Linked DNA regions of Homo sapiens: region 2 is linked to region 1. A link is an interaction called in ENCODE POLR2A ChIA-PET data of the cell type or tissue named here. Cell type or tissue: PC-9. All regions are shown on one strand. Each heading gives the region's core, and the rest is flanking DNA. Links, peaks and the distances in the headings are about the cores only.

What was found. ChIA-PET counts read pairs that join two places held together with the same protein. Peaks named below come from ENCODE experiments on the same cell type or tissue, not always from the same donor. Only the 100,000 strongest peaks of a DNase experiment are listed, where the experiment ranks them.
Region 2: POLR2A ChIA-PET joins it to region 1 with 25 read pairs; 2 of 35 experiments call an interaction of 5 or more read pairs at or near these places.

Annotation. Positions count from the first base shown.
Region 1 is chr11:1,064,324-1,080,578 of GRCh38, reverse strand. LOC107987157 (a long non-coding RNA gene) reads left to right here and starts at 7,145. Exons shown (of 5, transcript XR_007062544.1): 1 at 7,145-7,314; 2 at 9,154-9,459; 3 at 12,431-12,466. It overlaps MUC2 (mucin 2, oligomeric mucus/gel-forming), which reads right to left and starts at 5,705. Exons shown (of 58, transcript NM_002457.5): 1 at 5,602-5,705; 2 at 4,658-4,928; 3 at 3,011-3,125; 4 at 2,537-2,627; 5 at 2,347-2,456; 6 at 2,057-2,267. The coding sequence starts at 5,677. RefSeq lists enhancers at 1,691-2,232, 2,258-2,758. In PC-9, for the core only: no CTCF peak of the experiment used is centred there; DNase peaks (open chromatin) are centred at 7,088 and 8,248.
Region 2 is chr11:927,094-939,660 of GRCh38, reverse strand. All of the region lies in intron 1 of AP2A2 (adaptor related protein complex 2 subunit alpha 2), which reads right to left. Among named protein-coding and RNA genes, the nearest start is that of AP2A2, 7.5 kb to the right of the region's middle. RefSeq lists an enhancer at 960-1,872. In PC-9, for the core only: no CTCF peak of the experiment used is centred there; no DNase peak of the experiment used is centred there.

The DNA.
Region 1 (16,255 bases), core at 5,935-10,934:
TGAGTGTCCCCCCAGCTCCCGGTGCCCGTGGTGAGTGTCCCCCCAGCTCCCAGTGCCCGTGGTGAGTGTCCCCCCAGCTCCCAGTGCCCGTGGTGAGTGTCCCCCCAGCTCCCGGTGCCCGGCGCGGTGAGTGTCCCCCCAGCTCCCGGTGCCCGTGGTGAGTGTCCCCCCAGCTCCCGGTGCCCTCAGTGAGTGTCCCCCCAGCTCCCGGTGCCCGTCACGGTGAGTGTCCCCCCAGCTCCCGGTGCCCGTGGTGAGTGTCCCCCCAGCTCCCGGTGCCCGTCACGGTGAGTGTCCCCCCAGCTCTCGGTGCCCGTGGTGAGTGTCCCCCCAGCTCTTGGTGCCCTCAGTGAGTGTCCCCCCAGCTCCCGGTGCCCTCAGTGAGTGTCCCCCCAGCTCCCGGTGCCCTCAGTGAGTGTCCCCCCAGCTCCCGGTGCCCGGCACGGTGAGTGTCCCCCCAGCTCCCGGTGCCCTCAGTGAGTGTCCCCCCAGCTCCCGGTGCCCGGCGCGGTGAGTGTCCCCCCAGCTCCCAGTGCCCGTGGTGAGTGTCCCCCCAGCTCAAGGTGCCCGTCACAGTGAGTGTCCCCCCAGCTCTCGGTGCCCGTCACGGTGAGTGTCCCCCCAGCTCCCGGTGCCCGGCGCGGTGAGTGTCCCCCCAGCTCCCGGTGCCCGTCACAGTGAGTGTCCCCCCAGCTCTCGGTGCCCTCAGTGAGTGTCCCCCCAGCTCCCGGTGCCCGGCGCGGTGAGTGTCCCCCCAGCTCCCGGTGCCCTCAGTGAGTGTCCCCCCAGCTCCCGGTGCCCGGCACGGTGAGTGTCCCCCCAGCTCCCGGTGCCCGTCACAGTGAGTGTCCCCCCAGCTCCCGGTGCCCGTCACAGTGAGTGTCCCCCCAGCTCTCGGTGCCCGTCACAGTGAGTGTCCCCCCAGCTCCCGGTGCCCTCAGTGAGTGTCCCCCCAGCTCCCGGTGCCCGGCACGGTGAGTGTCCCCCCAGCTCCCGGTGCCCGGCACGGTGAGTGTCCCCCCAGCTCCCGGTGCCCGTGGTGAGTGTCCCCCCAGCTCCCGGTGCCCGGCACGGTGAGTGTCCCCCCAGCTCCCGGTGCCCTCAGTGAGTGTCCCCCCAGCTCCCGGTGCCCGGCACGGTGAGTGTCCCCCCAGCTCCCGGTGCCCGTCACAGTGAGTGTCCCCCCAGCTCCCGGTGCCCGTCACAGTGAGTGTCCCCCCAGCTCTCGGTGCCCGTCACAGTGAGTGTCCCCCCAGCTCCCGGTGCCCTCAGTGAGTGTCCCCCCAGCTCCCAGTGCCCGTGGTGAGTGTCCCCCCAGCTCCCGGTGCCCGGCACGGTGAGTGTCCCCCCAGCTCCCGGTGCCCGTCACAGTGAGTGTCCCCCCAGCTCCCGGTGCCCGGCGCGGTGAGTGTCCCCCCAGCTCTCGGTGCCCGTGGTGAGTGTCCCCCCAGCTCCCGGTGCCCGGCACGGTGAGTGTCCCCCCAGCTCCCGGTGCCCGGCGCGGTGAGTGTCCCCCCAGCTCCCGGTGCCCGGCACGGTGAGTGTCCCCCCAGCTCCCGGTGCCCGGCACGGTGAGTGTCCCCCCAGCTCAAGGTGCCCGGCACGGTGAGTGTCCCCCCAGCTCCCGGTGCCCGTGGTGAGTGTCCCCCCAGCTCCCGGTGCCCGGCACGGTGAGTGTCCCCCCAGCTCCCGGTGCCCGTCACGGTGAGTGTCCCCCCAGCTCCCGGTGCCCGTCACGGTGAGTGTCCCCCCAGCTCCCGGTGCCCGGCACGGTGAGTGTCCCCCCAGCTCTCGGTGCCCGTGGTGAGTGTCCCCCCAGCTCCCGGTGCCCGGCACGGTGAGTGTCCCCCCAGCTCAAGGTGCCCGGCACGGTGAGTGTCCCCCCAGCTCCCGGTGCCCGGCACGGTTAGTGTTCCCCCAGCTCAAGGTGCCCGGTGCGGTGAGTGTCCCCCCAGCTCAAGGTGCCCGGCACAGACACAGCTCCCACCCGGGCTTGGGGAAAGCACCAGCGTGGGGTCTCCCTGGGGTCCCCTGCCCACAAGGCGCCGGGGCTTACGGCAGAGCGTGGCGGTCCTCCAGTTCCCGGGCCGGCCGCCGGCGTGGGAGCACTGGCGGGAGAACTCGGCCACGGTGCTGCAGACGCAGGTGTCACCGCCCGGGCACCGGCAGCGGTCCTGCTGGCAGGCGCGCAGATACGGCTCCAGCGGCACCAGGTCCTGACAGTCCGCGAAGGCCTCGGCGGTCAGCAGCCTCTCACACTCGGCGCGCTGGGGACAGACGCAGGGTGAGCATGCTATTCAGAGGCCAGCTCCGCCAGGACCCCCACCCCGGACCGAGGGGACTCACGTGCTCGGAGCAGGATGCGGGGGCCACCTCCTCCTCGGGATCCTCACACACCACATCGGGCTGGTTGATCTTCTGCATGTTCCCAAACTCCAGGGGACTGAAGAGCACGCCTGGGGATGCACGGCCCTTCAGCTAGGGCTCCTGGGGGCCCGTAGCCTACCCTGCCCCCTCCAAGCCCTCCGGGCCTCACCGTCAGAGAGGAATTCTGAATAGCTCTGCAGGCCGTTGTAGTCCCCGCAGAGGCCACAGGTGTGGTTCCGGAACTTAGTGTCCAGCTCCAGCTGTTGCGGGAGGGAGCAGGTGAGCTGGCCTCCCGCCCGGCCCACAGCCGCCAGGAACCCCCAAGACTCGTGGCTTGTTTGAGCCAGAGGAAGGTGGGGCAGGAAGGCTGGGGTCAGCAGCCAGGGAGCGGCCTGGCAGGGCAGGTCCCTGAGAAGCCGAGTGCGTTTGGGGGAAGGCTGAGGCCTGGGGGGGTCAGGGCCAGGTCGGCTTCTGCTGCTGCCCCCCAAGTCCAGCACCGACGCCCTGCGCTGCCGAGGCCCTGCCCCACCCATGCCCTCTCGGTGAGGGGTCAGAGCACTGCCCTCCCTGCCCTCCCTTGGGGTCTGCCCAGAGGCCTGACGGAGCCCCCACCAGCCCCACGAGTCCGGGGACCCCTGAGCACCATGAGTGCATCCTCCCGGTTCCACATGAGGGTGAGGCCGGCGCGGGAGTAGACTTTGGTGTAGGCATCGCTCTTCTCAATGAGCAGCCCGGGGCTGTAGTGCGGGGTGCTGACCCTGGCGGAGGCACATCGGGGTCACTCTTGGGTCCACCACCCAGGCCCCCCCGCCCCAGCTTGTCCTCCCGGGACCCCGCCGCCCAGAGGGGACTGAAGCTGGGCACCTGGGGTGGTGGAGATGGCTCTGCCAGGCCCAGCTCCTGCCCTGGGATCACCAACTTGGCCGGCCTCTGGGGTGGAGGGACATAGGCAGTGGCCAAAGAGCACCTGTCCATCTCCGCTGGCCGGGCTTCCCCGGCAGAGCCACCTCCTGCCTGCACGCCCCTCCTCTCCACTCCCTCCTCGGGGCACGGTCCTGGGCAGGGTCCCCCCTCAGAGGCCCTGAGGGCACCAGGTTGGGAGAGGAGGGAGGACCAGGCTGCCCAGCCCCCTTCCAGGCCCCCTGCTTGGTGGAACATCCCCCCATGGGGTCCCAAACCCCCCAGAGCCCCCCAGGCTGCCCCTGAGAACGTCAGGGGCCCTACCCCACCTCCTGCCAGTGCCCCTTGCTGGTCCAGGTAGAGGCACTCACCCCAGCCTCTGTGCCTCGGTCCTCAAGGGCCTCTACCTGCCTGCCCATGCCTGAAAGCCTCTACCCACCCACCTGCCAACACCCATGCCTGAGGGCCCCTACCCACCCACCCGCCTGCGCCCATGCCTGAGGGCCTCTACCCACCCACCTGTGCCATGCCTGAGGGCCTCTACCCACCCACCCACCTGCGCCCACACCTGAGGACCTCTACCCACCCGCCCGCACCTACGCCTGACGGCCTCTATCCACCCACCCGCGCCCACGCCTGAGGGCCTCTACCCACCCACCCGCCTGCACCCATGCCTGAGGGCCTCTACCCACCCACCCGCGCCCACACCTGACGGCCTCTACCCACCCACCTGCCCATGCCCACACCTGAGGACCTCTACCCACCCGCCTGCACCCATGCCTGACGGCTTCTATCCACCCACCCGCCCGCACTCACGCCTGAGGGCCTCTACCCACCCGCCTGCCCATGCCCATGCCTGAGGGCCTCCACCCGCCTGCCCATGCCCATGCTGGGGCGCCTTGCAGGAAACTAAATCCCCAGGCAGAAGAGGGGCAGGCGCTGGATGGGAACGCACTTACAGGGCCTCATTGTTCTGGAGACAATAGGGGAGCAATAGCTGGGGATGGGGAAGGGGGTCCCACAGCCCCCTGCACCGGCTTCTGTAACTCTAGCCTGGGGAGGGCACACACGGCCACTCCATGCACAGGACCAGAGACATGCAGCCTCCAGGGGTGCCAAGTCTGTCCGGAGCCTGGTGGGCTCCGAGGGGAGGGGCTGTCAGGGACACACAGGCAAAGGGATAACTGAAACCCCTTGCCTATGGGGGGAATGGTGGGGGCTCATCAGTGTTTGTTGAATGAATTAGTGACCTGAACCCAAACCTCAAGGCTGTTCTCCTGAGCTGTGTGCTGGGGCGGAAGGGGTCTTCTAGGGCTACAAGGAATATCCCTTTGGGAAACATCAGCCCCCGTTGCTAGGATGTGGGAGGGGTGCCACCGACCACACTCACACGGCCCCGTTAAGCACAGCCAGGTGGCGGGTGAGGTAGATGGTGTCATCCTTGATGGTCAGCAGGATGGACTCCACCCCGGCGGGGGCCTCAGCCTGGCCCGGACCCCGCTTCAGGTGCACAGCAAATTCCTTGTAGGAGCCTCGGCAGTCGGAGGCGAAGTTGTAGTCGCAGGGGCCGGGGAAGCGGAAGACGTCCCCGTCGAAGGTCTTGTAGTGGAAGTTGCCCCAGGTGCTGCAGACGTTGTGGCCGTGGTTTCGGGTTCTGCCCTCTGAGGGAGCAGCGGGGAATGAGGGGTGAGTGGCCCCGGAGGGGGAAGGCTGCCCAAGCTACCCTCGAGAGAAGGCCCCTGAAGAAGCACCTGGAAGCAGCTTCGAGCCCAGCACAGGGCCCCTGGCCGGGAAAGGTTCCTTCCTATCCTCGGGCCCTCTGCTGGGCCTTGGTCACCCCACCACAGGGGTCTCAGGGCTTCTACCCCCGGCCTGGTGAGGAGTGCGGCCGGGTGCCAAGCGGGATGTAGGAGAGGGCATTCTGGGCACCCCGCTCCCCAGCAAGGGCTGTGCTGCCCCAACTCTTCAAGGGTCTCTGCCACCTGAGAATGGGGCCTTCTGGTGGGATCCTGGCCACCCCTTCCTCCCCTATGGACAATGACCCAGTTCACTGGGGCCTGACCTGCTGTTTCCACCTGGTGCTGGCCCCAAGACCCACACTGTCGTCGGGCAGTCAACCCCAAAGGAATAGCAGGGGAGCCCCGACCTTCCAGCTCCTTGAAAGTCAGCAGGGCCGGGGGCTTCCAGGGACCAACCCGGGCCAGGAGCCTCAGCAGAGCCGCGCAGGCTGCACTCTGGGACCAGCTCCTCCTCCCAGACGCGACTTGCCCGCCCGCCTCGCCCTGCCCCCAGGACACTCTGCCAGGCCCCAGACCCCTGTGTCTGCTCTCTCACCTGTCTGGAGCTCCGAGCCCCCTGCCAAAGACAGGGCCAGGCACACAGCCGCCAGGCGGGCTAGTGGCAGCCCCATGGTGGCTGGCAGGGGCGGTGTGGGTTGCGCCCGGGGGCAGGGGTCTGGTCCTTATATGTCCTGGCAGGAGGGTAGGAGGGCAGGAAGGCAGGGGAGGGCCAAGGGTGGGTGTGGCATCTGCCAGATGATCAAGAAGACAGCTGCGGGGGCCCGAGCCCCAATGGGGAAATATTGATTCAGGTTATCGGAGGTCATCTCTTTATGGCTCCCTGGGTAAACGCAGCCTTCTTCAGGATGAGGCAGCCCTGTAGCCTGAATGCCAACACACACCCGGGGAACACATGCAGCTACTAGAGGGGCGAGCCCAGGGTGGCCGGGGGAGGGGTGTCCTGCCAGAAGCAAGTCTGGTCAGGCTCCTTAGCCCGCCATGGGCCCCCAGACACCCGCTGAGCAGGTCCCCAGGCCTGATCAGGCTCACGTTACGCTGGGAGGACCAACCCATTCCTGGGGCCCAAGCTCTGGGGCAGCTTCCAGGCCTGACCCCAGAAAGGGGCCTCCCCGAGGGCAGGGAGGATGTGGGATCCTTCAGGGTCCGGGGGGGCCACTGACTTGTGTGGGACTCTTGGCCGGGCTCATGGAGCTGTGTCAGAGGCCCCAGCCCCCAACCACCCCCTATGCCCATCCTTTTCCCAGGCTGAGCCCTTCTCTGCAGTTACATGTAATTAGAACTTGGGGAGTACATGCCCAGCCAGGGGACATGTTACGGAATCAGGCACACAGGGAGCTGGCTGGTGGCCGGAAGTGGCCGTCTGCCCCTTCTCCTGGGGACCACATGAGGACCTCGGGCCTGACAGCTGAGGAGGTGACAGCCTGCCCAGGCTCCCCAGAACTACCTCTGACTCATGGTGGGGATCCTGCCCCCAAGGCTGTGCCTTTGATGAGCCTTGGTCTCGCCCACCAATCCCAGCAGTTGTCTGGAAAAAAGCCTGGAGAACCGGAACTCACACCGACCCCAGACTACGAGACCACTGGGCCCACCACTGCTTGCCCCGGCCCGGGAGGGCACAGGCAGGCACCCCTGTGTCGCCAGTGGGTAAACTGAGGTCTGGGGGCCCTCCCCTCTCTCTACAATTTTCTCCTCCTGAAAATAGAGAGGGGCCCTGAGTTGAGTTCCTGGCTTTGGCCTGAACATGCCAGGGACATGCCGGCAGCATGATGGCAGTGGGGAGGGACTCACCCCAACAGTTATAGAGACTCGGGGCCCAAAGCACCAAGCCTGTTTCCCTGGCTGACCTGCTGCCCAGACCCAGGGCCTGGGACGAAGCCCCTCCCGCCCTCCTGCGGTGCCCGCCAGCACCAGGCCCCAGGGTCTGCGCTCCCTGCCAGGACCTGGGCACGTGGAGGAAGCTCAGTGTGTGGCCCCTGCCAGGAGGACCGGGGATTAGGAAACCAGAGCCAGCTGGGCGAGGCCAGAGGAGATCATTGTTCACTTCCTGGTGTGGGCCTCCGCACACTGGCACTGAGCCCTGGGGAAACCCAAGGACGGCCCCAACTGCAGTCCCCTGACCCTGACATGCCCCAGGCGGGCCTCAGGACAGAGATTTTCCAGGCCAGGCTCCCCCTGCCCTGGGGGGATTGGAGGAATCCTAGCGGAGCACAAGCTGCCCAGCACAGCCCCTCCAGCCCTGAAGCCTGAGGTAGGTCCCCTAGATCTGACCCTGTGTCCCCTCTGGACGGGCAGTGGTGGTTCCCAGGCTCAGGGGTCTGACCCCAACACCCCTCTTGGCCCATGGCAAGGTCCCAGGTAGGAGCCCTGTCTGAGGTTACAGGCAGCCCTGCATGGGGCAGGGTGCAGAGAGCTGAACCCCATTCCTAACGGGGAAAGGGAGCTGTTCTGGGGAAGAGGACAGTGAGGGCTCCATCAGGCCGGGGCGACTATGGAGTCACTGGCACCCCCAAAGCGAGAGTGTCCCCAGCCTCTTTGCCTCCAAGCCTCAGCCGGTCCCCACTGCCAGATTCGCAGCATCTACTGTGGTGGTGGAGGCGATGGGGGCCAGGCAGTTCCACAGCACTGCATCCCCTCTCTCCCCACGTCCTGTGTTGGTCCAAATGTGGCCCCCATTGCTGGTTACTGAAATGTCGGCCTCCAGCAAGTGCAGAGTGGGAGAGTGGGCAGCCGTATTGCCCTGGGACCCCATCGCCACTCTGTGGCTTTCCCATGGGGTTCGAGGGACCCTGGTGGAGGGAGAGAGTGGGGGCTTTGACCACTCCGAGGAAAATGCTTGTCGGTTCTGCTTTCTGTGACAAGAACATGATGGCAGTGGTGGGAATGACCACCCACCCAACGGCGGGCCGGACACAGTTGAGCCAGGAGCCCACATCCCCAGCCCCATGTCAGGCTGCCCCAGCCTCAGGCCCCGGCTGGGACTCAGAACGAGGCTGCATGGAGTACAGCCTCCCACACAGACAGCATCCTGGAGTACAGCCTCCCACACAGACAGCATCCTGGAGTACAGCTTCCCACACAGACAGCATCCTGGCCCCCCCAGCCTCTCCCCACCCTGCCCACGCCCAACATGTTTACCGTGACAAGACACTGTTGCCAACGGCTGCATGGAATTTGCAGTAGTGACTGCAGGGAGGAGGCAGCACTGACGTCACATGGCACCTGAAGTGACGGCCCCCCTACTGTGTATCCACAAACCTGACTCACCAGGAAGCCCGGGTGAGGGGCATGTGGGGGTCAGAGCCACCGGAGGAAGAGGGAGAGGGAAAGGAGGAGGAGGAAGGGGAAGGGGAAGAGGAGGCTGGGGAGGGGGCGAGAAGAGAGAACCCCTATGCTGCTGGGGGAGCCAAAGACAGCAGGTGCGTCCCCTGCACACGTCCCGGTCGCTCGAACGGTGGCTTTGTGAGTCGGCCTGTCTGGCCATGGCTCCAGTCTTTGGCATGGCGCCGGGCTGGATGCTGCTGTGAAGGGACTTCTTAAATGTGACCCTGGCGAAGCAGGTGGGTCTGACACAATCAGTGCAGGGCCTTGAAAGAAAAGACCTTGGTCCTCCAAGGAGCAGGACGTGCTGCCTCCAGGACGTGCTGCCTCCTGATGGCCTCCGGGGGTCTCCAGCCTGAGGCCCACCCTAGGCTGCCTGAAGTAATGGCCCATGCCCCACTGATTGCTTCCCTGGAGTATCACCACCCACCCCCGCAAGCACTCCCCATGTGGCCAATACCTCTCCCACGGGGGCGGGAGACCAGTCACAGAGCCTGCTTTCCTGGAGAGCACTCCACCCGCCCACACCGCAGCCCTAGGTATCCCCACGTGGCAGCCCCTGTCTCCCTACATCCTGTGTTGGTCCAAACGTGGCCCCCATTGCTGATTACTGAAATGTCGGCCTCCAGCAAGTGCAGGCTGCCCACATGTCAGTCACATGTGTCATCTGGGGCCATTTTTCCATGTCCCTATGTGGTTGGTCTGATTATTAGCTCACATTACAGAAGGGGAAACTGAGTCACCGAGCATCTTGTGTCTCCATCTCAAGGCCAGCATCTCAGGACACAAGAGGCCAGGCTGGCCCACACCCATTCTGCAGGCCAGAGCCATCCTGCCACAGCCAACCCTGCCAGCACCAGGCTGCCCAGCCCCCAGCCAACTGGGCTTAACCAGGGTGGTGGGGGCTGGCACCCAACCCCAGCGCCACAGCTCTGGCCCTGCCTTGGTGGGCAGATGGAGAGCACACCCAGAGAAGCCGTGGTTCTCAGCCCTCTGGACACCAAGGAGGACCCCAGCTCCAACCCCAGCCCCACACAGGGACACAGTGGCAAGGCCCAGACCTACACCCTGGCAGGTGAGCATCTGAGGATTCAAGGGAGGGCAAATAAAACACCAGTCACGTCCAGCTCTCCAGGGCAGACTCAGACACCCCAAGCATGTCCACTTTCTGGGGCTCCAAAGGTTCGGAGACACCTGGAGGTGTGCACTTCACCTCCCAAGGACTGCAGAGGTGAAAGGCGGGATGTTGGTGCCACTGCTCTGTGAGGTGTGGAGGGTGAGCAAGTGAGCACACAGAGGCGTTTGTTCTCAGGTGAGGGATCAAGAGAGGCCTCAACCAGTCCAGGCCTCTGCTGGGCAGGCGGGCACTGGGCAGGCTCCATTGAGGAAAGGGCAGCCCAGGGCCAGGGCCATCAGGTGGATAGCTGTGCTTCAGGAGTCCAGACACCCTGGGGCACTTGCCCCTCAAGACTTGGTCCAGGTGTCACATCCTCACACTGAACACTGTTCTCACCACCCTGGCCACACTGTGTGACCCTTGCTGGCCATCCTGCTCCGAATGCTGCAAGGGCAGCAGCCCATGTGGGCCCCCCATGGCCACCCTCACAGCAGATGCACTCAATAACTTTGCTTCTGGGTGGGTGGGTGGGTGGGTGGGTGGGTGGGTGGGTGGATGGATGGATGGATGGATGGATGGGAGGAAGGGAGGGGGAATGAATGGGTCAGCAGGTGGATGGATGGATGGATGGATAGATGGACGGATGGGAAGCAGGGAGGGGAAATGAATGGGTCAGTGGGTAGATGGATGGGATGGATGGATGGATGGATGGATGGATGGATGGATGGATGAATAGATCAATAAATGAGTGGGTAAATGAGTGGACGGATGGATGAATGGGTGGTTGGCTGGGTGAATGAGTGGATAAATGGAGGGAGGGAGGGACAGATCGTTAGATGGATGGATGAATGGGTGGGTGGGTGGATGGATGGATGAATGGGTGAATGAAAGGATGGATGGATGGGAGGGAGGGAGGGAAGGATGGATGAATGGGTCAGTGGGTGGGTAGATGGATGGGATGGATGGATGGGTGGATGGGTGAGTGGATGGATGGATGGATGGATGGATGGATGGAAGGGATGGATGAATGGGTCAGGGATGGATGGATGGGAGGGAGGGATGGATGAATGGGTGGGTGGATGGATGGATAGATGAATGGGTGGGTGAGTGGATGGATGGATGGATGGATGAGTGGATGAATGGGTGAATGGAAGGATGGATGGATAGATGGATGGATGGATGGATGGATAGATGGGTTAGTGAATGGATAGGTGGATGGATGGAGGCATGGATGAATGGAGGGATGGATGTGTGGATGGGTCAAAGAATGGATGGATGAAAGGATGGATGGATAGATGGATATGTGAGTGAGTGACTGGATAGGTGGATGGATGAATGGAGAGATGGATGAGTGGATGAGTGGATGGATGGATGGATGGATGGATGGATGGATGGATGGACAAATGGACAGATAGATGGATGAGTGGGTGGGTGGATGGGTGGGTGGGTGGGTGGATGATGGATTAATCGGTGGGTGGGTGGGTAAAAGGATGGACAAATGAAATCTCCCTGGTACTGGAGTTCACCTTCTGTGGCAGCTCCACAGGGCTCCACCTCACAAGAGCTCATGATGAGCAAGTACAGGCCAACTGCTCTATAGGCCCACCTCACTGGAGCCCTCAACCCTGGGAGGAAGGCACTCACCTCACTCCATCCTATAGACAAGGAAACTGAGACTCAGAGAGGGTGAAAGCACTCCTTCGGCTCACCCAGCCCAAGAATGGCAGAGCTGCAATGTGGTCCCAGAGAATCTTCCCAGCCCCAAACTTACACTGTCCACCGCTTGATAATGGTGTGGCCACTTTTTGCAAAGGAGACTGTTGCTTTTTGGAGAAACCCCAGTCATAAGTAACAGAAAGATCAGGGGTTCCTGGGTGGTGTCGTAGCCCCAGGGCAGGAATCTCAGTGCCCCCTTGCTCCTTGCCGAAGTGCCCAAAGGTCAGGGCCCTTCAACATCCCTCCACCCCCGCCCCCTTCTGTGAGTTTATTTCATGCATTTGAAATACAGTTGGATTGTTTTGCCACATTCCGCATTTCATCTGTGGCATCCCTCAACCTCCTGAATATTTTTATGTTTGTGTACATCAAGGTTCACTCTTTGCACTATTAAGTTTTCTGGGTTTTGCAAATGTAGAGTGTCAAATATCCACCAGGATAGTAGCATGCAAAATGGTTGTACCACCCTAACACATGCCCTGTGTCTCAGCTATTCCATCCTTCCCCACAAATCCCTGGCAAGCACTGGTCATTTTTTACTGTCACTATAGTTTGGGCTCTAATATATTTCTCTGATTAATTTTAAATCTCTAAGAGCCAAACAACTCTAGAATAACATGCATCCACTATAAATTATGACTAGGATTTTATGTGGCAACAAGGAAAACACTTAGGATTTACTGGTCAGGAAAGTGCGTTGACACAGGCTAAAACAGCTTAACTGAGTTAGAATTGACATACAATAAACCGCACATGTTTACGTGTATGATTGGGTCAGTTTTGACATAAATTGGTTGAACTTGGGAAACCACCACCCCAATCAGGATGAATATGTCCCCACCCATCACCCACACAGGGCTCCTTACACCTCTTTGGAATCTCTCCCTCCCACCCTTCCCCACTCGGGAGCTACCCAGGGTTTCTTTTCCATGGCATTTGTTTGCATTTTCTAGGACTTTGCAGATTTGTTTGCATTTTCTAGGATTCTGTGTAAATGGAACTATACAGTATGCATTCTTCGGTCTCTTTCACTAAGCATAATTATGTTGAGATTGCATCCAGCATTGCTGTGTAAATAGCTCATTCCTTCCTGGGCTCATTCATTCCCTGCTAATGGACACTGGGCTCATTGTCCATTTGAGGCCACTACGAACAAAACTGCTTCGAACATTTGTGTAATCTTAGTGTGGACATACACTTTCTTTTCTGCCAGGTAAATACCTAGGAGTGGAGTATCTGGATCAGACAGGTAGGTCTATGTTCAACTTTTTGAGAAATCGCTAAACTGCTTTCCAAAGTGGTTGTACCTTTCTACATTCCCACCGGCAGTGTATGAGACATCCGTTACCCCACAGCCTTGTCAACACTTGGGATGGTCAGTCTTTTTAATTTTAGCCGCTCCAGTAAGTGTGTGATGTTGTCTCATTATTACTTGAAATTGTATTTCACTAATGACTAATGATGTTAAGAATTTTTTTATACACTTATCTGCCATCCATATGTCTTCTTTTTTTCACTTTTTAAAAAACTTTATTTTAGACCAGGCACAGTGGCTTATACCTGTAATCCCAGCACTTTGGGAGGCCAAGGCAGGCGGATCACCTGAGGTCAGGAGTTTGAGATGAACCTGGCCAACATGATGAAACCCCATCCCTACTAAAAATACAAAAATTAGCCAGGCGTGGTGGCGCACCTGTAATCCCAGCTACTTGGGAGGCTGAGGCAGGAGAATCAGTGGAACCCGGGAGGCAGACGTTGCAGTGAGCCAAGATCGTGCTGCTGCACTCAAGCCTGGGCAACAGAGTGAGACTGTCTCAAAAAAAAAATTATTTTAAAAACCCCTATTATATAGTTTTGCTTTTTCAACAAATACTGGGTGCTGTGTTTAAATATTAAATCCATTATAGAGAAATCTTTGGTAATGTACTTGTGACTAGTATAGCAATTCCTGTCAAAGCACTTTCTCCTCACATCCTTGTGTGACTGTTTAACTTAGGATATCTAATTTCTTACAAAAAAAAAAGTCAGTTTACTCCCAGGCTTATAAGCCCCATATGTCTTCTTTAGTGAAACGCCTACTCAAATCTTTTGCCCATTATTTATTGGGTTATTGGGGTGGGTTTCTTTTTAAGATCTAAACATTATTTATGTATTCTAGATACGAGTCCTTTATTGGAGAGATCCTTTGTAGATATATTTCTCCCAGTCTGTGGCTTGTCTTTTCATTCTCTCAATAGTGTTTTTTAAAGTAGGAGTTTCAAAATTTTGATAAAATCCAATTGATCAATTTACTTTTTTATAAATTTTGCCTTTGGTATTACATGTAGGAAATCTTTGCCTAACCCAAGATCACACAAATATTTTCCCCTATGTTTTCTTTTAGAAATTTTATAGTTTGGGGTTTTCCATGATGCATTTTGAGTTAATTTTTTATATGTAGTATGAGGTATGGCTTGAAGTTTGTCTTATTATGTATGGATATCCAATTGTTCTAGCCCCATTTGTTGACAAGACTATTCTTTCTTCATTGCAGTACTTCTGCTCCTTTGTTGAAAATTCAATTAGCCAGGTGGGGTGGCATGTGCCTATATGGCTACTGGGGAGGCTGAGATGGGAGGATCACTTGAGCCCAGGGTGTAGAGGTTGCAGTGAGCTGAGATCATGCCACTGCACTCCAGCCTGGGTGACAGAGTCAGACCCTGTCTCAAAAAAAAATTTTTTTAAAGAAAAAATAATTATTGTTTATATACACATGAATTTGTTTCTGGACTTTACTCTGTTCATTGACCTATTTGTCTGTCATTATGCTAATGCTGCACTGTTTTGATTATTGTAGCTTTGTAACAGTTCTCAATCCCAGCCAATGTTTCAGTTTCCTCCAACTTTGCCCCTTTTTCAGGACTGCGTTGGCTCTTCTATGTCCTCTGCATTTCCCTCTGAATTTAGTCTCAATTTGTCAGTTTCTACCAAAAAAAAAAAAGCCTGCAGGGATTTTGACTGAAATTGCATTAAATATATTTATCAGTTTAGAAAGAACTTACGTCCTAGCAATATGGAGTCTTCCAGCCCATGGACAAGGTGTACATACCTGTTTCTGCAGGTCTCTAATTTCCCTCCCAATGGTTTACAGTTTTCAGCGTACTCGTCTTTCACATCCTTTGTCAGATTTTTCCCTAAGTATTTCATATTTTTGTACCGTTATAATGATATTGTTTGTTCCCATTTCCAATTATTTATTGCTAATATAGAGAGATACAATTGATTTTTTGGGACTTTTTATTATGGAAAGATACACATAACAGAATTTCTCATCTTACGCAGTCTTAAGTGCGTGGCTCAGTGGTATTGACTATGTCACCATGCTGTGCAGCCATCACCAGCATTCAGCTCCAGAACACCTTCATTTTTCTTAAACTGAAACTCTGCTCCCACTAAACACACCCTCCGCTCTCCCCCAGCCTCAGGTAGCCACCATTCTGCTTTCTGTTGCTATGAATCTGACAACTTGAGATACCTCAAATAAGTGGAATGATACCGTGTTGGTCTTTTTGTGTCTGGCTTATTTCACTCGGCCTCATGTCATCTATGTATTGTAGCCTGTGTCAGAATTTCCTTCCTTCCTTTTCAAGGCAGAATAATATTCCACTGTAAGGACAGACCACATTCTGTTTATCCCTTCATCTGTCAAGGGGCACTTGGGTGGCTTCAACTGCTGTGAACATGAGTGTGCAAATATCTTTTCAAGACCTGCTTTTAATTTTTTTTTTTTTTTGAGATGGAGTCTTGCTTTATCACCCAGGCTGGAGTGCAATGGTACAATCTTGGCTCACTGCAACCTCCACCTCCCAGGTTCAAGTGATTCTCCTGCCTCAGCCTCCCAAGTAGCTGGGATTACAGGCGCCCACCACCACACCCAGCTACTTTTTGTATTTTTAGTAGAGACAGGGTTTTGCTGTGTTGACCAGGCTGGTCTTGAACTCCTGACCTCAGGTGATCTGCCCACCTCAGCCTCCCAAAGTGCTGGGATTACAGGCATGAGCCACCGCACCCTGCCTCAGCCACAAGAGTAGCTGGGATTACAGGCACACACCACCATGCCTGGCTAAATTTTTTTTGTATTTTTAATAAAGACAGGGGTTTGCTATGTTGGCCAGGCTGGTCTCAAACTCCCGACCTCAAATGATCCACCTGCCTCGGCCTCCCAAAGTGCTGGGATTACAGGCGTAAGCCACTGACCCTGGCCCCTAATAGAAATTTTAACATGATATAAAGATGATTTAAAGTATACGGGAGGATGTGGTCAGGCGTGGTGGCTCATGCCTGTAATCCCAGCACTTTGGGAGGCCGAGGCGGGTGGATCACCTGAGGTCAGGAGTTCGAGACCAGTCTAGCCAACATGGTGAAACCCTGTCTCTACTAAAAATACAAAAATTAGCCAGGGGTGGTGGCAGTTGCCTGTAGTCCCAGCTACTCGGGAGGCTGAGGCAGGAGAATTGCTTGAACCCAGGAGGCAGAGGTTGCAGTGAGCCTAGATCACACCACTGCACTCCAGCTTGGGTGATAGAGAGAGGTTCTGTCTTAAAAAAATAAATAAATAAATAAAGTACATGGGAAGATGTATGTAGATTATATGCAAAGACTATGCCATTTTATGTAGAGGATTAGCGCACGCATACATTTTGTGTCCTAGGGGTGCTGGCACCCATGCCCCGTGGATATCAAGGGACAACTGCCGCTGCCTTTTATAGATACTCGATTATGCACAGATGATCACATCATCTGTCACAGTTTCACTCCCCCTTCCAATCTAGATCTTTTAAGTGTATTCACCTTCCCGATTGCCTGGCTGTGCTTTCCAGCACCATGTTCATTAGAAGTGGTGAGAGCAGGTATCTTGGTCTTGTTCCTGATTTCAGGGGAAAGCATTAGTGTTTAAGTATGATGTCATCTGCAGGCTTTTTATAAATGCCATTATGAGGATGAGGAAGTTATATTCTATTTTTAGGAGAGTTCTTATCAGGAGTGGGTGTTGAATCTG
Region 2 (12,567 bases), core at 3,946-8,945, 140 kb after region 1:
CCAGCCTGGTCAACATGGTGAAACTCCGTCTCTAATAAAAATACAAAAAATTAGCCGGGAGTGTGGCAGGCTCCTGTAAGCCCAGCTACTCGGGAGGCTGAGGCAGGAGAATCACTTGAACCTGAGAGGCAGAGGTTGCAGTGAGCCGAGATCCCACCACTGTACTCCAGCCTGGGCAACAGAGCGAAACCCCGTCTCAAAAAAAGTCAATAAGTAATGACTAAATGGGGGAAAGAACACCCATAAATAGTAGGAACACACAATTTAGACTTAAAAAGCAATCATTCTTAAAGTAAATTTTTAAGAAGAAACAGCTATAAAATGAAAATAATTCACTCAGGTTTAGAAATGTGGGCAAGGCAGGGGCAATGTTTTATAATTAACTTCTTAAACCTTTTTTTTTTTTTTTTTTTGAGACAGAGTCTTGCTGTCACCAGGCTGGAGTGCAATGGTGCGATCTCGGCTCACTGCAACCTCCACCTCCCGGGTTCGAGTGATTCTGCTGCCTCAGCCTCCCAAGTAGCTGGGATTACAGGTGCCCAGCACCACACTCAGGGAATTTTTTTATATTTTTAGTAGAGACAGGGTTTCATATTGGCCAGGCTGGTCTCAAACTCCTGACCTCGTGATCCACCCGCCTCGGCCTCCCAAAGTGCTAGGATTACAGGCGTGAGCCACCGCACCTGGCCTTAAACTACATTCTTTAACTTTTTTAATCTTTTAAAACATTTAAGTAAGGACAAGCCTAGACAAGAAAGTCACAAGAATAAACGCTATTAGGAAGACCTGCCCAGTTACTTCCTAATAACTAAAAATAAACATATCAACATTTTCATAGAACAGACTAGAAAGCACAGAAGGAGTCTGTAAAAACATACAAACATTTGGGCCGGGCACAGCGGCTCATGCCTGTAATCCCAGCATTTCAGGAGGCCAAGGCGGGCAGATGACGAGGTCAGGAGATGGAGACCATCCTGGTTAACACGGTGAAACCCCGTCTCTACTAAAAATACCAAAAATTAGCCAGGCGTGGTGGCGGGCACCTGTAGTCCCAGCTACTCGAGAGGCTGAGGCAGGAGAATGGCGTGAACCCGGGAGGCAGAGCTTGCAGTGAGCCAAGATCGCGCCACTGCACTCCAGCCTGGGGGACAGAGTGAGACTCTGTCTCAAAAAAAAAAAAAAACATACAAACATTTGAGAATACAGTTGACGATGCATTGCAAGGAGAAAAAAGCATTACCTCATAAATGTTCTAGAACATATTTGGTAATCGATGCGAGGAATGATGGAGACCCATCTCACAAGAAAATAAACTACAAGGGGTTAACGGGATAAACATAATTTCAAAAGCTTTAAAACCTCAGTATCGTATAGGGGTTTGGTGGGGACTTCAGGCGATGGGAGAAGCCACAGGGAGGGTCGGTGTAGCCAAGGCAGCATCTGTAAGGAAAGGCTGGCCTTCGTGCGGCACCAGCCGGCACACAGGCGACCCAGGTGAGAGGCCCCAACAGAGGGTCTGTCACCATCATAAAGCAACACCCCAGTGACTCATCAAATGCAAAGGGGCACAGAGAAGTCACAGGAAAGACAAACCAATAAGCATGCGTTTTGTTTCTTGTTTTTAAATGAGACTGCTCCCTCCAGGCAGAAGCATAACCTGGCTGCCTGGTGCTCCAGGCAATCAGAGGCAGAAAGGTGGCAGGCAGGCATCTCAGGGGCAAACCGACACAGTTCAAGCTCCAGCTCCACCTCTCGGGAGCTCCGGGACTTAGGCTAACTGACAACCTCTCCACGCCACAGTTTCCTTATCTGTAAATAAGTATAGACAGTCTCCAATTTGTGATGGTGAAGCTGAACGATTTTTTGACTTTACAATGGCATGAAAGCAACACGCACTCAGTAGAAATCGTACATCAAGTGCCCAATCACCTTGTTTTCCACTTTCATACAGTATTCAATAAATTACATGAGATATTCAATCCTTTTTTATACATAGGGTTTGTGTTAGATGGTTTTGCCCAACTGTAGGCTAATGTGAATTTGGTGGTGGTGTTTTGAGACAGGGTCTCATCCTGTCGCCCAGGCTGCGCAATGGCGCAAACGTGGCTCGCTGCAGCCTCAACCTCCTAGGCTCAAGAGATCCTCCCACCTCAGCCTCCCAAAGTGCTGGAATTACAGGCATGAACCACCTTGCCTGGCCCCAAAAGTGAACTTTTAAAAGATACTGTTCAAAGTGTGCTTTGAGAAGATGGCAGAGATCTGACATGCGCTCACGGCACTGAAGGCCTCTTTCTGGAGACGGACAATGGTGTTGCGCTGTGGTCAGTGGTAAATAACAATAGGCTGGGCACGGTGGCGCACACCTGTAATCCCAGCACTTTGGGAGGCCGAAGCGGGCGGATCACCTAAGGTCGGGAGTTCGAGACCAGCCTGGCCAATATAGTGAAACCCCGTCTCTACTCAAGATCCAAAAATTAGGCAGGCATAGTGGCGGGCGCCTGTAATCCCAGCTACTTCAGAGGCTGAGGCAGGAGAATCACTTGAACCCAGAGGCAGAGGTTGCAGTGAGCTGAGATCGCGCCACTGCACTCCAGCCTGGGCGACAGAGACTCCATCTCAATAAATAAACAAATATAAATACATTAAATAGAAATAAAGGAAACTCCCTGGAGCAGAGGGAAGAGTCTCAGGAAAGAGGAGAGAAGAGCCCCTGCCGCAGCACAGGCCCAGCAGCCGGAGGAAAAACCACATCAAACAACGGCCTCAAGAAGCATTCAGAGAAGACACTGCCTCGAGTGAGGTAAAACTAGCCCCAGACTACAGGCTGCGGTGGTGCTGCCTTGTAGGAATCACACTGTTCCCAAGGTACTTAGCCTCCTCCCAGAACCAAGCTCAAGAATATTAAAAGAAACACAAAAATATTCTGCTCTAAGAAGGTGAAATTCACAACGTCAAGCATCTAATAATAAACCAGGCCAGGCGTGGTGGCTCACACCTGTAATTCTAGCACTTTGGGAGGCTGAAGCAGGTGGATCACTCAAGCCTAGGAGTTCGTTATCAGCCTGGGCTACAAAGCAAGACCCCATTTCTACAAAAAAGTTTTTTAAAAATTAGCCAGGTGTGGCTGTGGTCCCAGCCACTCAAGAAGCTGAGGCAAGAGGATCACCTGAGCCCAGGAAGTCAAGGCTGAAGTAAGCTATGATTGCAACATTGCACTCCAGCCTGGGCAATGCGAATGAGACCCTGTCAATAAATAACTAATTTATTTATTTATTTAAAAAATTAGCCAGGTGTGGTGGCATGTCCTGTAGGCCCAGCTACTCAAGAGGCTGAGATGGGAGGACTGCTTGAGTCCAGGAGGTCGAAGCTGCAGTGAGCTGTGATCACACCACTGCACTCCAGCCTGGGCGACAGCAAGACCCTATATCTTTAAAAAAAAAAAAAAAAAAAAAAAGGCCAGGCGCAGTGGTTCACGCCTGTAATCCTAGCACTTTGGGAGGCCGAGGCAGGCAGATCACGAGGTCAGGAGATAGAGACCATCCTGGCTAACACGGTGAAACCCCATCTCTACTAAAAATAAAAAAAAAAAAAATTAGGCAGGCGTGGTGGTGGGCGCCTGTAGTCCCAGCTACTCGGGAGGCTGAGGCAGAAGAATGGCATGAACCCAGGAGGCAGAGCTTGCAGTGAGCCGAGATAGTGCCATTGCACTCCAACCTGGGAGACAGAGCAAGACTCCGCCTGGGGGAAAAAAAAAAAAAAAGGAATAGGCCGGGCGCAGTGGCTCACGCCTGTAATTCCCAGCACTTTGGGAGGCCAAGGCGGGTGGATCACGAGGTCGGGAGTTCAAGACCAGCCTGGCCAAGATGGTGAAACTCCGTCTCTACTAAAAATACAAAAAATTAGCCAGGTGCCTGCAATCCCAGCTACTCAGGACGCTGAGACAGAGAATTGTTTGAACCCGGGAGGCGAAGGTTGCAGTAAGCCGAGATCACACCACTGCACTCTAGCCTGGGCAACACAGCGAGACTCTATCTCAAAAAAAAAAAAAAAAAAAAAACTGGCCGGGCACAGTGGCTCACACTTGTAATCTCAACACTTTGGGGGCCCAAGGCAGGCGCATCACTTGAGGTCAGGAGTTCAAGACCAGCCTGGCCAACACGGCGAAACTCTGTCTCTACTAAAAATTCAAAACCGCCCAGGCACAGTGGCTCATGCCTGTAATCCCAGCACTTTGAGAGGCCGAGGTGGGTGGATTGCTTGAGGTCAGGAGTTTGAGAATAGCCTGGCCAAAATGGTGAAACCCCAGCTGGGCGCGGTGGCTCACACCTGTAATCCCAGCATTTTGGGAGGCCGAGGCTAGCGGATCACAAGGTCAAGAGATCAAGACCATTCTGGTCAACATGGTGAAAGTCCGTCTCTACTAAAAAAAATACAAAAATTAGCCGGGCATGGTGGTGCGCGCATCTGTAGTCCAAGCTGCTCGGGAGGCTGAGGCAGGAGAATCACTTGAACCTGGGAGGCAGAGGTTGCAGTGAGCAGAGATCGCACCACTGCACTCTAGCCTGGCAACAGAGGAAGACTCAGTCTCAAAAAAAAAAAAATGGTGAAACCCCATCTCTACCAAAAATACAAAAATTAGCCGGGCATGGTGGTGCGCTCCTGTAATCCCAGCTACTCCGGAGGCTGAGGCAGGAGAATCGCTTGAACCCAGGAGACAGAGGCTGCGGTTAACCAAGATTGCGCCACTGCACTCCAGCCTGGGTGAGAGAATGAGACTCCATCTCCAAAAAAAAAAAAGAAAAGAAAAGAAACACGTACTTGCTATTTCAGCTACATTACATGAAACACAAAGGCGGTCCACAGAAAAAGCAAAACATAAATCCTAATACAGTGCCGCCTGCCCTAAGGAGCTCAAAGTTCTTTAGATATGCTAAATAACTAATCCTCATTACACCCTTGTGCTGCCATCAGAGGGATTTTAAAGGTAAGAAAAACACCCCACAACGCAAAAACAAAAGCCAGGCACCCCATGTTGGCTGTTGGTCTCTACACTTCTAAGCAAACCCGTAGACAGACACCAAAGCTTAGGGTGGGTGAGAAGAAAGGTAAATGGGGAGTATCCTGAAGCCAAGCACAGAGATGAACACAAAACCATCACAACTCGGAGTCTGAATTTCAGGCAAAGATGAAGACTCCAGGCTCTCGACAGGGCTACAATTTGAAAAGGTGGGAAAGGGCTGGGCGCAGTGGCTCACACCTATAAATCCCAGCACTCTGGGAGGCTGATGGGGGAGGATCACTTGAGCCAAGGAGTTCAAGACCATCCTGGGCAACATAGTGAGACCCTGTCTCTAAATTTTAAATATAAATATAAAAAATTTAAAAGTGGGAAACAAAGGAGAGTAGAATCAGGATCTGACCCAAACCCCCGGCTAGAAGTGTTATTCCTAAGAACGCACCCAGCAGGAGGTCTGCCACTCGACCTGGAGTTTCGACCTGGAGTTTCCTGAGGTATCGGGGTGGGGGCGCTGAGGGAGCTACATGGGGCAGAAAGAACCTAGCATGGGAGTCAGGACTTCCCTGGCCTCAGGGACACACAGCAGCTGTGGGCACAGCACTCCTCCTAAAATCCCGGAGCACCCACCAGCCCCTCAGCCCACCCCTGGCACCCTGTGCTCCTGCCACCTTCCCAGCCTGCTGAAGCCTTGATACCCCCAACCATTCCCACACTCCAATCACCAGGTAAGGGGAAGTGCAGGCTCCAAAAGGCAACAAACGTTTAAAATCGAGAATCAACTGAACAGAAGATACAAGTTCCCCTCTGCCAACAATGTTTCAGGAAAAAGCGTGCAAAGCTGGCAGAAAGTCATGTCTGAATACAGAAGCATGGTTCCAAGCTCCCTGTGTCTCTGGGGTCATCCCCGCTCCTGAGTGCCCACGAGTCACTGGAACTCGCCTCTCCCACCCTGGTGCTGGGCATCTCACTGCCTCACACTCTTCTTGGTCCTCTTCCCAATTCAAGTCTCCAGGGCGCTATTTAAAATAGGGCTGCTTCCTACTCACATGCTATTTCTTCTATGCGTCTTGGCCAGACCCTTACAACCCTGTCCCAAGCACAGAGCTCATCTTACCACACAGCTTCAGCCCCCACTTCTACACGGGAACACCCACCTCAACCTATCCCACCCACCCGGAAATTCTCTCGTGACAAAACTGCACATACTGCTTTTCAAGACGTTTCAACCAGCTCAGCTTTCAAGCTAAAGTCAGGAAGGTTCTGAAGAAGGAACATGCTGCCAGAATCAGCAAATGTGGTTTTATAATCTAAGTCTGGGACATCATGTGGCCTGGTAAAAACTGTTCATTTCTGGGGTTTTTTGTTTGTTTGTTTTTGAGACGGAGTCTTACTTTGTCGCCCTGGCTATAGTGCAGTGGCGCAATCTTGGCTTACTGCAACCTCCGCCTCCCAAATTCAAGTGATTCTCCTGCCTCAGCCTCCCAAGTACCTGGGATTACAGACACGTGCCACCACACCTGGCTAATTTTGTATTTTTAGTAGAGACATGTTTTTCCATGTTGGTCAGGCTGGTCTCGAACTCCCGACCTCAGGTGATCCACCTGGCTCGGACTCCCGAAGTGCTGGGATTACAGGCGTGAACCGCAGCGCCCGGCGTATTTGATTTTTTTAAGAGCCAAGGAAATGCCATTTAATCCTTCACTGACAGCCTTTCCAGGAACTCTTCTACTACAAAATCTTGACACAGATTGTTACCAAAAGTAACAGTTCATTTTAAGAGGAAAGAGAAGTAATAGTAAGTATCTGGCACAAAATATGTTCACCACCAGGACACTTCAACTTGTCATAAAAGAAAGTGATCCTGACCTTCAGAGGAGCCAGACGGAAAACACTGTGAAGAGAACCAGGGTGTCCCAGAAGCAGTGACCACCAACCTTGGCAAGAAAAATTCAACCCGAGCAAGGACTTCCTTCCTTCTCTCCATAGCCACCATGACACATTTCCTAAACTGGTTTCTAAGGAACACACATTATGCAGAAGCATGCAAAAGAAGACATGCAAGGAGAGCATTCTTTTCTAAGAGTCAGCACTTTTTAGGAATGTACAGTCAAAAGGACAAAATGAGCTTTTAACTGTGAAGGTTATTTAAGAAATGCAAAAGCAGACTGACCAATTCTGATGCTGATCTTCACTCGTCTGCACGAAAATCAGTATAACTTTATGTTTAATTTTTATACTGAAGTTTAAGCAGAGTTTAAAATTTAGTGTTCAGTTTCTCCATATCTAATTTATGACTCCATAACTGGAATTGCATGAACAAATAAAATTTAACTTTAGTCCCACTGAAACACAATTCAAAGGGTATCTAATTTCAAGAAAGTTAACAGAAATGGCCAGGCACAGGGGCTCACGCCTGTAATCCCAGCACTTTGGGAGGCCGAGGCAGGTGGATCACTTGAGGCCAAGAGTTCGAGACCAGCCTGACCAACTTGGTGAAACCACGTCTCCACAAAAATTAGCTAGGCGTGGTGGCAGACACCTGTAATCCCAGCTACTCGGGAGACTGAGGCACAAGAATCACTTGAACCTGGCCGGGCGTGGTGGCTCACGAGGTCAGGAGATCGAGATCATCCTGGCTAATACAGTGAAACCCTGTCTCTACTAAAAAATACAAAAAATTAGCCGGGCGTGGTGGTGGCGGAGCCCCAGCTACTCAGGAGGCTGAGGCACAAGAATCACTTGGACCCAGGAGGCAGAGGTTGCAGTGAGCCGAGATCACACCGCTGCACTCCAGCCTGGGTGACAGAGGGAGACTCTGCCTCAAAAAAAAAAAAAAAAAAACAAGAAATGGAAGGGACCAAGTTTTATGCCAACCACAATGAGCAGAGCACTGATAATTTTTCTAATTTATCGTGAAACCTGCAGCAAAACTGTATCACTTTCTTCAAGACCATGGAAATTCATTTTTGCCATCTTGCTAATAACATCTCTCCATCTGTTTCCCCTTCATGTGAGGACCTGGGGGGGTTAAAGAAAACGCCTCCAAGCATCTGCACCACACCAGCACCACATGTAGAGAAATAAAAATGGTCATTTCCTGCCTGAAGTTGTTTTCCTGGCAAACTGACCGGTCTCAAAAGGACTTATCACTTCTTCCCTTTCCTTGCAGTCCTGATTGTTTTGCAGTCAATTCTCAGAGCCTGACAACATTTTCAGCAGTGCTGTGTCTCTCCAACAATATTCTAGTGTTGGCATGTCAACAGCAATGCATAAAGACATGCATTCACTAAGTTAGATACAACTCTCCTCTGCAGATATGTCATTTGTGTAAAAACAAACGAAAGTTCCAAAATAACTGAATAAATAGCAAATAATTATGGTCTTGTTTCCCCAATTTCAGCAGTTATTTTGTTTTCTCGGTATCTTTTGCTCAAATACAATGTCAATCAATGCACCAGCCTGAATGGACCTCGATGGGACTGTACTGAGGGGGAAAAAAGCAATCTCAAAAGATCACATATGATGTGATTCCCTTTATATGACATCCTTGAGCCCACAAAATTACAGAGATGGAGAACAGATTAGTTTCAGGAGTATGGCTATAAGGGGTAGCTTTGTGATGATGGTATAGTTCTGTATCTTGACTGAGGTAGGGAACCGGTTACACAAAGCTACAGGTGCTAAACTGCATAGAACCACACACACACACGTGCATGTCGATCTAACGAAATCTGAATATGCCTGGTGGTGTGTACCAGTGTCTGTTTCCTGGTGTTGAATATGTCCTGTAGTTATGCAAGATGTCCACATTAAGAAAGGTAGGGCACCAGGCACAGTGGCTCACGCCTGTAATCCCAGCACTTTGGGAGGCCGAGGCCGGTGGATCACGAGGTCAGGAGACCGAGACCATCCTGGCTAACACGGTGAAACCCCGTCTCTACTAAAAATACAAAAAATTAGCCGGGCGTGGTGGCGTGCACCTGTAGTCCCAGCTACTCGGGAGGCTGAGGCAGCAGAATGGTGTGAACCCGGGAGGCGGAGCTTGCAGTGAGCCGAGATCGCGCCACTGCACTCCAGCCTGGGCGACAGAGCGCAACTCCGTCTCAAAAAAAAAAAAATTCTAAAACTGGGACTAAATAAAAGGACTAGAATTTTTTTAATGCCAATTTAAAAAAAAAGAAACAGTTTATTAACTCTCACACACTGAATGCATGCTGACCAAATGCAGTGGCCGCTGGGTTGACGTCAATCAGAAAGGATGAAGTTAATTTTAGGAGACATTAAGTTAGTTCACTACCTGAGCCACAAAAGCTACAACTTTGAGGGGCAGAGCTTGACACGAGGCACCTTTTCAAATCCTGGAGCATATTCATTGCTGCCTATGCTAAGAGGAGTAATGCCCCAAGCCAGTCTGCTGGGAGTGGGTTACTTGAAGTGAAAACAGAGCATCCTAGTGTCCACATGCTCCCTGTCCGCTACCTCAGATACTTGGCACAGGGCTTTTTTTTTTTTTTTTTTTTTTTGAGACAGAGTCTCGCTCTGTCACCCAGGCTGGAGTGCAATGGCACAATCTCAGCTCACTGCAAGCTCCGCCTCCTGGGTTCAAGCGATTCTTCCGCCTCAGCCCCCGGAGTAGCTGGGACTACAGGTGCATGCCACCACGCCCAGCTAATGTTTGTATTTTTGTGGAAACAGTGTTTCCCTATGTTGGCTAGGCTGGTCTTGAACTCCTGACCTCAGGTGATCCGCCCACCTCAGCCTCCCAAAGTGCTGGGATTACAAGCGTGAGCCACCGCACCCGGCTGGCACCAGGTCTTGGAGGGGAAAAACTTTTTTTTTGAGGCAGGGTCTCAATCTGCTCCTCAGGCTGCCCAGGCTGGAGTGCAGTGGCGCAATCCGAGTTCATGGCAGCCTCAACCTCCAGGGCTCAGACAATGCTCTCACCTCAGCCCACTGAGTAACTGGGACCACAGGTGCGTGCCACCACGCCTGGCTAATTCTTTTTTCTCTTTTGAAAAGACAGGGGTCTCACTATATTGCCCAGGCTAAAGGAGGAAAACTTAAGAAACTGGTCAGAAAGACGCAAATTTGGAGCTGAAACAGGCTTTAACGATATTTCAGCTCAAAATCCGCCCCTTCAAGCGTCAGCTGAGGAAACTGAGGCTCCGTGGCTAGTGGCCTCCACTCACGCAGCTTTAATGATATTTCAGCTGAAAATCCAGCCCTTCAACTGTCCGCTGTGGAAACTGAGGCTCCATGGCCAGTGGCCTCCACTCATGCAGCTGCTAAGAGGCAGAGTCAGGGTCAAGAGCCTTGGCTGTTGGCTCAGAGTCCTCTTTCCACAGGGCCCGACTACTCCTATCATTCACTCTCATGACAGGAAAACAGCACACAAAATCAGAGCTGGCCAGGGAAAGGGGAAGCGGGGACCCCTCTGCCTGTGACATGGAGGTCAAGTTCAGATCAGCTCAAACCCTGGCTGGCTCTCCAATCCCGTCTCCAGGCACCAGCCAACATTCATTAACTCAATACGTATATACATTAATTATTTGCTGTTCCTCTAATACCTTCTTGGTCTTCTGCCTGAATTGCCCAAGAATCACCTTCCTTGTGAGGTCTTCTCTGGCATGCACCTCGCATGCCAGACGCTCGCCATGAGGAGAACAGCAGGAAAAATGTGATGAGCAAGATAGGGTGCGCACCTTGTAGAGGCCACCCTAGAGGGCAGTGGGGGAGATGGGGCCACTCAGGTGAAAAGCAGCACCACAAGCTGAAGACACTGCCCAGGAGGAGAATGGTGGGCGCTGCAGCTGATGAGAGGCCATCCAACAGCAATGAGGGAAAGAGGATTCCGAGAAAGGGGCCGTATTAAAGAGACCTGGCTCCCCCAGCTAGGACTAAGCACCCCTTCTTCTACGAGCTCCTTCAGGGGAGGGGCTGTGTTATTCAATGGGATACACTAGTGGTTCTCGACGGCGGACAACTTTGCCCTAAGGGCACATTTGTCAATGCCTGGAGACATTGTTCCTTATCACAACTAAGGCAACTGGTGCTGCTATAAACATCCTAAAAGGCACAGAACAGTTCCCCACAATAAAGTGTGATCCAGCCCCAAATGTCAGCTCTGCTGAGTTGGAGAAAGTCTGGTCTATATAGTCAAGTATTTTATAGAGTACAGCAGTTTCCCCATATCCACAGGTATACGTTCCAAGGCACTCAGTGGGTGCCTGAAACTTCAGATGATACTAAATCCTATACAAGCTGCTTTTTTCCCACACATACCTATGAAAAAGTCTAACTTACAGATTAGGCACAGTAAGAGATTAACAGAAGCCAATAATAAAAAAGAACTGTAATGATATACTGTAATAAAAGTTATATGAATGTGGTCTCTTTAAATATCTTATTGTACTATGCTCACCTATTTTCAGATCACCAGAGGTAACTGAAACCTCAGAAGGTGAAACCACAAATAAGGGAGGACGGCTATACCGCACTCACTGTGGTAGGCGCCATCCTGTCAAACGCAGGCCCTGGCACAGACAATATATCTGACAAGTGGGTGACTTGCTGTCTGAGGAAATGGCTTTCAATCTCATTGTCCTGCCTAACGCAATTTTCTTCAAAAATGGAAGGACAGACATCATAGCGCATTTAAGGGTACTCAGTCTTTGTCCCAGAGGTCCCCTTAAGAAATAATACACACACTTAGTTTTACAAAATGCATGTTGGTCTCATTATGTAACAAACAAAGAGAAAAAATGCTACTCGTAAAAGTGCTGATCTGAGGGTGTTTCTAAGCCTTTTTTTTTTTTTTTTTTTTTTTTGTGAGAAAGGTCTCACTCTGTCACCCAGGCTGGAGTATGGCGCGATCTCAGCTCACTGCAGCCTTAACCTCCTGGGGTCAAGTGATCCTCCTCTCTCAGCCTCCCAAGTAGCTGGGACTATAGATGTGTACACCAATACGCCCAGCTAATTTTCGTATTTTTTTGTAGAGACAGGGTGTTACCACATTGCCCAGGCTGGTCTCAAACTTCTGGGCTCAAAAGATCCACCTGCCTCAGCCTCCCAAAATGCTGGGACTATAGGTTTGAGCCACCGCACCCAGCTCTATGCTTTTTTTTTTTTTTTTTAACAGAGTACAGGAAGGGTTAGATGGTCCTCTACCCTTCCACAGAGTGTGGGAGAACCACTATCCTCCTGATCCTCCATCCCGTCTAAGGAGATGAGAATTCAAAGGGAAGATCACAACAGTCCCTCAAAATACACATTAAAAATTATGAGGGTGCCGTGGCTCACGCCAGTAACCCCAGGACTTTGGGAGGCCAAGACAGGTGGATCACTTGAGCTCAGGATTTCGAGACCAGCCTAGGCAACATGGCGAGACCCCCCCATCTCTACAAAAAACACGAAAATCAGCCAGGCATGGTGGTGGTGCACGCTTGTAGTCCCAGTGACTCCGGAGGCTGAGGTGGTAGGATCACTTGAGGTGGGAGGTTGAGTGCGCCGTGATGGAACTACTGCGCTCCAGCCTGAGAGCCAGAGCAAGA